Regions from separate parts of the Homo sapiens genome. Here region 2 is linked to region 1. Evidence: chromatin contacts called from ENCODE Hi-C data. All regions are on one chromosome and are shown on one strand. The core of a region is the stretch at or near the end of the contact, and the rest is flanking DNA. Distances in the headings are between cores, read along the strand shown. Region 1 holds the start of RBM10 (RNA binding motif protein 10). Region 2 holds the start of WDR13 (WD repeat domain 13).

What was found. Hi-C counts contacts between places; a loop is a spot of excess contacts on that map. Pooled maps may share reads with other maps.
Region 2: a pooled map shows a loop between it and region 1 (8-fold over the local background). The contact joins the promoter of WDR13 here to the promoter of RBM10 in region 1. A Hi-C loop is called at or near these places in 5 of 50 pooled maps.

What each region holds. Positions count from the first base shown.
Region 1 is chrX:47,142,873-47,147,298 of GRCh38, reverse strand. It overlaps RBM10 (RNA binding motif protein 10), which reads right to left and starts at 2,078. Exons shown (of 24, transcript NM_005676.5): 1 at 1,814-2,078. It overlaps NDUFB11 (NADH:ubiquinone oxidoreductase subunit B11), which reads left to right and starts at 2,597. Exons shown (of 3, transcript NM_001135998.3): 1 at 2,597-2,826. The coding sequence starts at 2,620. RefSeq lists an enhancer at 1,785-2,054.
Region 2 is chrX:48,591,125-48,598,741 of GRCh38, reverse strand. WDR13 (WD repeat domain 13) reads right to left here and starts at 1,250. Exons shown (of 10, transcript NM_001347217.2): 1 at 1,128-1,250; 2 at 705-784; 3 at 1-25. The coding sequence starts at 745. RefSeq lists enhancers at 455-514, 535-604, 625-944.

The sequences.
Region 1 (4,426 bases), core at 829-3,328:
GAGAAACTCTTATTGTCAAGGCTCTCCGCTGCCCCTTAGCCCAGGGACATTGTCTTCCAGCTCCCAGCACTCCTGTGCATCACAGTATGAAGGTAGCCCCTACTTGGCCTGCTCCTCCCTTTCCCCGCAAACATAAGGCTAGAGCCCACTGCCCTAGAAAACAGCAAGGACTTCAGCAGACAGGGGGCATCTTGCAGAGAGACCTGGCGGGGCCACCCACAGTGTGATCAGGGCTTTGCCACCTAAGACAGGTAGACAAATTCAAGCCTGGGGCTGCATCCCAGGGTGGGGGTAGGGGACTCTCAGGGCTGAAAGTCTTGCCTGAGATTCAGCACATCAGACAAGACTTCACAACAATGGGGGCCCCAGGCTCCTTCCACAGGCCCCAAGGGACCATCTCATCCTCCCAACAAGCTGCTGGCTGTCCCCTATAAGGCAGCAAAAGACCATGAAAGGCTCTTGGGGGGGTGTGTGAAGGGGCGAACTTGGCGACGAGACAGCTGCCACCTCCCTGGGCTCCTGGCCAACACAGCCTTGGCCCTCACACAGCAACTGGCTCAGCCCTGAGCCCTGTCTCTTATGTGCAGCCCGGTCCTAAGGTGGTTCCCTCCCCAGGGCTCAAGCCCGGTTTCCAGAGGCAAAAGGGGCCCTTTTGGAGGCTGTTCTGAACCACTGTGCTCTTCTATTGGGATGGAGCAGCAGCCACTTCATCCAACCCTCAGGGCTGTGGTGAGAACTCAGGGAGTCCTGAGAACCCTGTGACCCAGCCAGAGGTCAGGATGAATCCCAGATCTTCAGGCCCCACCCTCTGAATAAGAAGCAGGTAAAGCCAGGCAATAATAGCACCTGCTCAACACTAGGTTGCTGCCACACCTTTGCTCTATGCTCGTGCACACACATACACAGACAAACACACTCCAATTTTCTCTTCCTCCTCAAGCCACAGGGAACCCGAGTTACCTGCTCCCAGGTGGGCAAGAGTTAGAATCACACAGAGGCACTGGCGTCTGAGAGCACAAAAACCTTCAAGAGACTCTGGCAAAGGGGCCAGAGTCACACAGTAACATCCACCACAGCCAAGGGCCAGTCACAGACACGAGCCCCAAATAACTACGGGCCCACATCACAGAAGGAACACACAGTAAGGACCACAATTACACAGTGGGTCCCCTTTCCATGGATGAGCGTCAGTGTCACAGATACAAACTCCCCAAAAGAAGGGGCAATGAGTCACACACACATTCCCTGCATGCCCCTTCCCACCCAATAAGTGGGTTAGGGTCAATCAAAAGACAGTCGTCCCCCAAGCCCCGCCCCATGGATAAGGATCAGAGTCACAGACCGCCCCCCCTCAAAGGGTAAAGACCAGAGTCACATCCCCCCTCCGATCCCCCAGGAATAGAGACCAGAACCACAGAATATTTCCCCATGGACCGATAAACACCAGAGTAACACAGAGCAGCATCCCCTCTCCTATGCACAAACTCAAAGTCGCAGACAACCGCTTCCCCACTGATAAACTTCGATGTAGCCGACACAGTGATCCACAGTAGCCCACTCCCATCCGTCCCTCCCTTCCCCCAACCCGCATGCACCCATCCCATGTCCCAGTCGCGCACGCGCCTTTGCTCACACCAAAAAAAAAAAAAAAAAAAAAAAAAACCAAAAAAAAAAAAACCCTCCCGGGTTGAGACATTGCACCAACCCCTCCGTTCCGCGCATCTCCCCCGACCCGAAGTCCGCCCTCGCGCCTCCTCTACGTCCCCGCCCCGGGCCCCTTACCTCCGCCCCCACGACCAGCGTCGACGCTCACCTTCTCGGCCCGGGCTGTCAAGGAAGGGCTCCCAGACATCACCTCTGCCCGCCGCCACCTCCTCCAACTCTCCCAGCTCAGCCGGAGCCGGAGCGCGCAACAACCAAGTCCGAGACTGGAGGCAGATCGGGGGGAGGGGAGAAGCGCCAAGCGCGCTGCCCTCCCAGGGAAACTCACTGCCGCCTACTCCCAGCCGGCCACAGTCACCAGCTCAAAATGGCGACGACGAGAAGGGAGTCGGCGCTCCGACCACCATCCACCTACTAAGGAAGCGCGCTCTGGCCGGCCCCGGCGATTGGTCACCGCCCGCTAGGGGACAGCCCTGGCCTCCTCTGATTGGCAAGCGCTGGCCACCTCCCCACACCCCTTGCGAACGCTCCCCTAGTGGAGAAAAGGAGTAGCTATTAGCCAATTCGGCAGGGCCCGCTTTTTAGAAGCTTGATTTCCTTTGAAGATGAAAGACTAGCGGAAGCTCTGCCTCTTTCCCCAGTGGGCGAGGGAACTCGGGGCGATTGGCTGGGAACTGTATCCACCCAAATGTCACCGATTTCTTCCTATGCAGGAAATGAGCAGACCCATCAATAAGAAATTTCTCAGCCTGGCCGAAAATGGTTGGCCCCACGAAGCCACGACAACTGGAGGCAAAGAGGGTTGCTCAACGCCCCGCCTCATTGGAAAACCAAATCAGATCTGGGACCTATATAGCGTGGCGGAGGCGGGGCGATGATTGTCGCGCTCGCACCCACTGCAGCTGCGCACAGTCGCATTTCTTTCCCCGCCCCTGAGACCCTGCAGCACCATCTGTCATGGCGGCTGGGCTGTTTGGTTTGAGCGCTCGCCGTCTTTTGGCGGCAGCGGCGACGCGAGGGCTCCCGGCCGCCCGCGTCCGCTGGGAATCTAGCTTCTCCAGGACTGTGGTCGCCCCGTCCGCTGTGGCGGGAAAGCGGCCCCCAGAACCGACCACACCGTGGCAAGAGGACCCAGAACCCGAGGACGAAAACTTGTATGAGAAGGTGAGAGGCGGGGGGGGGGGGGGGGGTAGTGGGGACGGAACCCCGAAGGGGTCAGTCCGGGATCGGCAGATGGGGCGCTGTAGAGGACGTTCTTAGGCAGTAGAGGACTGCGCGGCCGGCGAAAGCCTAGAAGACTTGGGAATTTTGCCTACCTTGTGTTCCTCCTTTGTCTCTCGGTATCTTCGTTCCAGGGCCAGAGGCAGGATTGGTTTTATTTTGCAGACAGAAATCACACCTCAAGTGGACAGCGCTCAAAACACGTTAGAAGCAGTATAGTACAACGATAATACTAAACACCGATATGGCACTTGCTCGTTGCCGTCTGCATTCTTTTTTTTTTTTTTATAGGGACGAGATCTCGCTATGTTGCCCAGGCTGGTCTCGAACTCCTGGCTCAAGCGATCCTCTCGCCTCGGCCTCCCAAGGTGCTGGGATTACAGGCATGAGCCACCGCTCCGGGCCCCGTCTGTGTTCTAAACACTTGACATGCATTAGCTCATCTTATACTCGAAACAAACCCCATTTCGAGGTGGGCTCTATTATTATACTCATCCTACAGATGAGGAAACTGAGGCACAGAGATGTTAAGTGGATTGCCCTAGCTCACATAACTGAATACATGGTGGAGGTGGAACTGGTATTTGAATTTAGGGCTACCAGGTCTGCTGTGCTGTATTAATAGCAGACGCTGTGAAATCAGGCAGCACTGACGGTTACCCACCCGTGTGATCTTGGTAGCATAAACCCTTGGTGCCTCAGTTTCTTTGTCTGTAAGATGGGAACAGTAATAGGACACCTTCTAAAAAATAGGACACCCCACCTGCCTCATGTAATTAAATGAGTAAAAATGGTCAGAACAGCAGCTGGCACTTCGTAAGTATGTACTCAGCACTAGAATGTGTTTATTATTGCCATGTTTCACCTCACTGAGATATTGTGAGGTGTTTCTATGTGAAAAGACTGGCACATAATAAGTACTTCATCAATACTAACCTCTGGTTAAGGGGCTTGGATATATAGGATGCTTGTTCATTCTGTAAATATGTATTGAGGGCCTGCTGTATGCCAGGCTCAGTTCAGGGCCCTGGGGATACAGCAGTGTGGAAATCAGACAAAGCCCATGCTCTCATAGAGCTTACATGATAGTGGGGAAGACAGAAAATAAACAGTAAAATATTAGAAAACAATAATACAAAGTAGTATAATAGATAATATAACATGAGAATGTATGATATACAGAGAATGGGGAAAGTATGCTACTTAGGTAAACATAGACTAGAAAGAGACAGAAGGAAGAGAGGATGTGAAGACAAAGTTAAGCAAGATAAGTGGATAGAGAATGACTTGGGTGTAGGGGGCTATTTCATTAGCTTGAGCTATAAGAAATTGCCAGTATTCAACCATTTGTGACCTATAAAAATAGCAGTTTCCTATGCTTCAACTTTGAAAGACAAGGTAACTAGGGAGTGCCTCCTGAAGGAAGTGGTGATGAATCTAAAACCTTGAATGAGGAGACAGATCCAGCCATGACTAGAGCTGGAAGAAAGGCTTTCCAGGCAGAGAGAGCAGCAAGTGCAGTGGCCCTGCAGTGGGAAGGAGC
Region 2 (7,617 bases), core at 1-2,500, 1.5 Mb before region 1:
CGTTGGTGTGCGGTACGCGTTGTACCTGCAGGGTCAGGATGCAGGGCAGGCAGCAGGCACAGGACAGAGGGAATCAATCAGCTCGGGGGGGGGGGTACGGCAGGAGAGTGAGGTGTGTGGCAGTGACTGGGGCCTAGGTGGTAAGAATGACTAGCAGTGGTGATGAGGGACCTCTTGGTCCTGTGGTGGGAGTGAGTCTGCAGTAATAATGAGCATGGTCATGAGGTCAGTTTGCAGACAACAGAGTCAGTCTGCTGCCGTGCTGGGGTCCCTACGGGGTGACTGGGTCAGCGCAGACAATAATTAGGGTCAGTATACCAGGGCGACAGAAATCAGACTGACATTATGGGGGTCAGCGTTGGGAGGTGATGGGGTCAGAATGGGGAAGTGATGATGTAAAAAAAAAAAAGTCTAGGGGACACCCATAGGGGATAGGATGTCACCTGCCTGAGCCCCACCTCCCTCTCACAGGTAGCCGCTTTGCGCATGCCCACATCTGACCACATTTTCCCAGCTTGCTGTTTAGAATCCTCTCCGGCGCAGCCAACTCACCGCGGGCGTGCCCGCCCCCGCTACTGCGCATGCTCACCTCCGGCATGCCCACGCAGCCGCATAAGGCAAGTTCTCCGCCCAGCCTCACTTATCGCCATTGCGCATGCACCACAGTAAGTTCTGCTCCCATGGGCTTTGACCCCACGCCTCACCTCGCGTCCACTGCTAAGACTTGCTGCCACACCGCGGCCATTCCCCGGCCTCCTCCTCTGGCGTGTCCGCCCGCGGCAGCCTGCAGGACAAGGGCCTGGAATGTGAGCGTCCCGAGCGAAGGGATCTAGTTCCGTCCCTTCCACCAGGCGACCATTGCCATAGACATCGAGTCCCTCCGCGCCGGAGATGTCACGAACTCCCCCCCGGGTGTTACCATGGTCATCACCCCAGCCCTGCCCTTCCTGGGCAGCGCCCGGGTGACACACAGCGATTCAGAACAGACACCGCCCCTCCCCAGTCGCCATAGCAACGCCCCTCCCCCGCCTAGCATTCCTTGCTTGACATTCTCCACCCATCTTGTCCCCGCCGCCCTCCGCCTTCCCTTCTCAGATCCAAGAGCATAGCCCGGGATCGGGGACCACCTCCGGGGCTGCCTCCGGTTCTTGAGGCCCCCCGGAGCGGCCCTGAGACCACTGTCGCCGGTTCCTTCTGTCTCTCCTCCCTTTCTCAGGCTCCAGGCAAGATGGCTGCCTGCTATCAGAAAGAACTGCCGAGCCCAGAGCGAATCGATAGGCATCCTTCCCAGGGCGTGGGAGTCTCGCAGGCGCATTGAGGGACATTGGCTTCAAGCCCAAGGACGGAGGCTCCACCCCTTGACTTCTACCCACTCGTTAATTGCACTTTTTGTGTATACAAGGATAATGTCCAAGGGACATAGCGTCAGGGGTGAGTTTGCTAATCATTCCCTAGAAATCAGAAGTACAACATTATAAAAAAGAGAAGAAACACGACTTTTAAAAAGTGGTGTAGGGCCGGGCGCGGTGGCTCACGCCTGTAATCCCAGCACTTAGGGAGGCCGAGGCAGGTGGATCACTTGAGGCCAGGAGTTCAAGACCAGCCTGGCCAACATGGTGAAACCCCGTCTCTACTAAAAATACAAAAATTAGCCGGGTATGGTGGCGGGCGCTTGTAGTCCCAGCTACTCGGGAGGTTGTGGCAGGAGGATTGCTTGAGCCCAGGACGCGGAGGTTGTAGTGAGCTGAGATCGCGCCACTGCACTCTAGCCTGGGCGACGGGAGTGAAACCCTGTCTCAAAAACAAAAACAAAAAAAGTGGTGTAGGCCACTTTTTAGCAGCACAATCTTGTCCAAGCAAAACTTGAATAATAGAATAAAAAATCATCATATATGCAAAGACGCCTTGAAAGTTCACCAGTTCTTGCAGTGGGCCTCTGCACACCCCTGGGATGAGTAAGGTCGGTTGTGTGTGTGTGACTGGGATGGTTGGACTTGGATGCCCCCAGACAGCTTGAGGCTTGAGTTTCTTTCTTTTTTTTTTTTTTTTTTCTTTTTGAGACGGGAGTCTCGCTCTGTCGCCCAGGCTGGAGTCCAGTGGCGCGATCTCGGCTCATTGCAAGCTCCGCCTCCTGGGTTCACGCCATTCTCCTGCCTCAGCCTCCCAAGTAGCTGGGACTACAGGCGTCCGACACCACGCCTGGCTAAATTTTTGTGTTTTTAGTAGAGAGGGGGTTTCACCGTGTTAACCAAGATGGTCTCAATCTCCTGACCTCATGATCCGCCCGCCTCGGCCTCCCAAAGTGCTGGGATTACAGGCGTGAGCCACCGAGCCCAGTCGAGGCTTGAGTTTCTAAAGACAGAAGATAGAATTAGGCAAAAGAAGCTTTGGGGTTTGGATCCAAAGAGGCTATCTGAATCATCTCTATTTCAACTTCCAGCAGGAAGCTGCTTTCAAACTGTTCATCTTAACGTTATCAGGGTAAACTTCCTGTTGGATCTTAACATCAACTGACATAAAATTCAAAGCTGTTATTTTCCACATTATTTTTATAACAAATACAATCAATTCAACAATGTTTTAAAGTCACCGAAAGATCACACTGTATTGTGTTGACTCAGCATCTCCCTTGTCCCTGTAACAAGCTTATCAGTGTCTTTTCATATTAAATACTCTTTTGTAACATGATTGATAAAGAGTAAACTCTATTTCACTGCACAAACATGTAACCTTAACAAGAACAACTAATATTTATGAGACAATGTGCTGGGTACTGTTCAAGGTATTTTATACATATATTAATCTATTTAATCTTTTTTTTTTTTTTGAGATGGGGTTTCACTCTGTCACCCAGGCTGGAGTGCAGTGACACGATCTTGGCTCACTGCAATCTCTGCCACCTGGGCTCAAGCAGTCCTCCTACCTCAGCCTCCCGGGAGCTGGGACCACAGACATTTGCCACCACGCCCGGATAATTTTTCTATTTTTGGTAGAGACGGGGTTTCACCATGTTGGCCAGGCTGGTCTCAAACTCCTGAGCTCAAGTGATTCGCCCGCCTCGGCCTCCCTAAGTGCTAGGATTACAGGCGTGAGCCACTGTACCCAGTCAATTTAATCATAATAACTGAAGGTTGTGGGTCCTGTTACTATCCCCATTTTACAGATGAGGATATCTGAAGCCCAGGGAATTCAAGGGTGACATTTTATTGAACTGGTTCCCTTACGTTTTTTTTTTTTTTTTTTTTTTTAAGACATGGTGTCAACTGGGCGTAGTGGCTTATGTCTGTAATCCCAGCACTTTGGAAGGCTGAGGCGGGAGGATCACTTGAGTCCAGGAAGTTGAGACCAGCCTGGGGAACAAAGTGAGACCCCATCTCTACCAAAAATTAGGCATGGTGGTACATCCCTGTAGTCCCAGCTACTCGGGAGGCTGAGGCAGAAGAATTGCTTGAGCCTGGGAGGTTAAGGCTGCAGTGAGCTGTGATCATGCCACTACACTCCAACCTGGGCAACAGAGCGAGACCCTGTCTCTTAAAAAAAAAAAAAGAGGTCGGATGTGGTGGCTCACACCTGTAATCCCAGCACTTTGGGAGGCTGAGGCGGGCAGATCACCTGAGGTTAGGAATTCGAGACCAGCCTGGGCAACATGGTGAAACTCTGTCTCTACTAAAAATACAAAAAATTAGCCGGGCATGGTGGCAGGAGCCTGTAATCCCAGCTACTTGGGAGACTGAGGCAAGGACAATCACTTGAACCCTGGAGGCGGAGGTTGCAGTGAGCTGAGATCGTGCCATTGCACTCCAGCCTGGGCAACAAGAGCGAAACTCCATCTCAAACATAAATTAATTAAAAAAGAGAGAGCGACATGGGGTCGGCTGGGCATGGTGGCTCGTACCTGTAATCCCAATACTTTGGGAGGCCAAGGCAAGAAGATCACTTGAGTCTAGGAGTTTGAGACCAGCCTGGGCAACACAGTGAGACTACATCTCTACAAAAATAAAATTAGCTGGGTGTGGTGGTGTGTGCTCATAGTCCCAGCTACTCAGGAGGGTGAGGTGGGAGGATTGCTTGAGCCTGGGAGGTCAAGGCTGCAGTGAGCCATGCCACTGCACTCTGGCTTGGATGTTAGAGTAAGACCCTGTTTTTTTTTTTTGTTTTTTTTTTTTGTTTTTTTTAAAAAGAGAGAGATATGGGGGTATCTTGATATGTTGCCCAGGCTGGTCTCGAACTCGTGGCCTTGAGGCATCCTTCCACCTCAGCCTCCCAAGGAGCTGAGATTTACAGGCATGAGCCACTGCACCCAGCCCTGAACTGGTCCCCTATTTGTGACTGGCATTGGGTTTATTTCCATGTTCTTTTTTCACCATAAAGAGTGTTGTGATAAATACCTTTCCCATTCACTTCCACCTTCTCTCAACAGAGCCCTGCCCCTTCATCCCACCACTCTGCTTCCAAAGAAATATGATGGAATGAAATAACAGAAGAGTCAGGAATTCGAGTCAGGGATACCTGGGAAATTCTGTTTCACCATTGGAATGAATTCTTTTATTGTTTTTCAATATTAACATATTAAATTTATAAAAATTATTTTTAAAACCTCTTCCTATAAGGCTATAAGATACTAGACAAAACAAGCTGATGAAAGGTTTGTTGGCTGGGCACTGTGGCTCACGCCTGTAATCCCACCACTTTGGGAGGCTGAGGAGGGTGGGTCACTTGAGGCCAGGAGTTAGAGACCAGCCTCGCCAACATGGGCACCTCTGCCTCCCAGCTCAAGCGATTCTCGTGCCTTAGCCTCCCAAGTAGCTGGGACTACAATCGTGCACTACCATGCCAGGCTAATTTTTGTGTTTTTAGTAGAGATGGGTTTCACCATATTGGCCAGGCTGGTCTCGAACTCCTGACCTCACGTGATTTGCCTGCCTTGGCCTCCCGAAGTGCTGGATTACAGGCATGAGCCACTCAGCTGGTTTTTCTTGATTAAACATTCCTCTGCTTGTTACAAGCTTTCGGTTAGTTTTCAAAGTTTGAGACCTGCCTGACAGCATGGTGAGACTCTATCTTTACAAAATAAAAAAAAATAACCAGGCATGATGGTGTACACCTGTAGTCCCAGCTATTCAAGAGGCTGAGGTGGGAGATCACTGGAGCCTGCGAAGTTGAGGCTGCAGTGAACCGTGATCACACCACTGCACTCCAGCCTGGGCAACGCAGTGAGACCCTGTCTCAAAAAAAAAACAAACAAACAAACAAAAAAAAAAAAACAAGAAATGCAAAGGAACGCAGTGGACCACATTGGCTGTGTCTGCTTTTCATTGCTACCACAGGCTGAAATAAAATCTCAAGTTGGGCCCCAACTTCAGAGGACAAAGTAAAAGTGTAGGTGGGAAAGTGTAGGTGGTTCAGGGTACAGGTGTGCTGAGAATCAAGGCCAGAGAGAGAAACGGGAGGAGCCATGGAGCTGAGGTGTAATTGGAGTGGAGACACGGAATCCTCATTCACTTATCTCATCCCTGAAGTTTCTTCCTAAATGGGGTGAGTGGGGGTTGGGATATGAGTTCATAACTTTCATCATTTCCTGATGGGAAAACATTTGCCTCTGAAGCCAAAGTTCTCACAACCCCCAAATGGGGGTTGGTGACAACTCTCTATGCCCTAAGTCAGAAATAAAATTTCTGCCTTTGGAAAAAGCCTCAAACGGAGCACTGTGCGGTCCCCAGCGTGCTGAACTAGCAAGCCAGCCTTCTGACAGATACTTCTTCAGTCCCTGGAGCTACGATTCTAACTGCCAAGATCAATAGTAAGAAAATAATAATGTAAGAAATTGGTAAACTTGTAAATGAAATAGTAGTTTGGCCGGGCATGGCGACTCATGCCTGTAATCCCAACACTTTGGGAGGCCATGCGGGTGGATCACTTGAGGCCAGGAGTTTGAGACCAGCCTGCTCAACATGGTGAAACCCCATCTCTACTAAAAGTAGAAAAATTAGCTGGGCATGGTGGTGGGTGCCTGTTATCCCAGCTACTGAGGAGGCTGAGGCAGGAGAATCGCTTGAACCTGGGAGGTGAAGGTTGAAGTGAGCCGAGATCACGCCACTGCACTCCAGCCTGGGCAACAGAGTGAGACTCTTCTTAAAAAAAAAAATAGTAGTTTGGTTATTGTTGCTGGGGGGCAGGTGTGAAAAATAAATTTGAACTGAAACCAGAATGCACAAAGCCTTGGACTGCTGAGCGTGAGGATAAGGCGGACGTTAAAGCCTGTCGGCCACGGATTCAGAGCCAGCGGAAATCACTTCACAGGGGTAGGACTAGGATCACTCTGGTCTTAAGATCTCAATTCAGCTTGCCCAGTGAGGCATTCAGGGCTAGATTGCAGATCTGGGAGTGTTTAGCCCTTGCATCTGATATCACAGTCCCAGGCAATTACAGCCCTTGATTCTCTTTCTTTCCTGCTAATATGTTGAACTACATCTCATGCTTTTCAAATGTCAAGCCACCCTTGCTGTCCTGGGATAGGTCCCACCTGGTTGTGGTGATAGCCTGCATTACTGAGTGCTGACTATACTGATCTTATATGTACTGTCACAAACCTAAGGAGGTAGGTATGACATTTAAGCCCCATTTTGAAGATAGGGAAAGTGAACTCTAGAGGGGTTTACTGCCCATGGCCACAGATGTAGACAATATTAGAACTAGTATTTGGACTCCAGTGGGAAGTCGAACTGTTTTGTTTTTTTTTGTTTGTTTGTTTTTTACTTTAAGTTCTGGGATACCTGTGCAGAACATGCAGGTTTGTTACATAGGTATACATGTGCCATGGTGGTTTGCTCCACCTATCCACGCATCATCTAGGTTTTAAGCCCCGCATGCGTTAGGTATTTGTCCTACTGCTCGAACTAGACTGTTTCTTATCCTGGACACCAGAAACCACCAACCACTGGTAACCAGCCAGCATTGTTGACAATAATGCCCCGTCCTTCTCCTAGCTCTGTGCACCCCCAGCACTAAGTCCCAGATCTAGTTCTGTTCCTGGTCTCTTCTGACCTCCAGGACTGCTCTATGCACCAAGGTCTGCAATGGCGTCCAGCTACCGTGAGGGGCTGATCTCCTCCTAGGCTTCCTCTCCAACCTCACCTCTTGGCACTCTTACTCCATCAGGTTATGTTCCAGCCACGCTGGCTTCCTGTCACATGCTTTGAAAACTGTACAAAGTGTTCCTGGTATCTGGAATGCTCTTTGCTATGACTCACTTCCCTGACACTTCTCATCCCATGGTCATGTCACTAATAACAAGCACTTTATTTATGCCAGGCACTCTTTGAAGCACTTTATTTATTTATTTATTCATTTTAATTTGTTATTTTTTTGAGACAGTCTCACTGTCATTCAGGCTGGAGTGCAATGGCGCAATCTCGGTTCACTGCAACCTCTGCCTCCCGAGTTCAAGCAGTTATCCTGCCTCGGCCTTCCGAGTAGCTGGGATTACAGGCATGCGCCACCATGCCTAGCTAATTTTTGTATTTTTAGTAGAGACGGGGTTTCTCCTTGTTAGCCAGGCTGGTCTCGAACTCCTGACCTCAAGTGATCCACCCGCCTCGGCCTCCCAAAGTGCTGGGA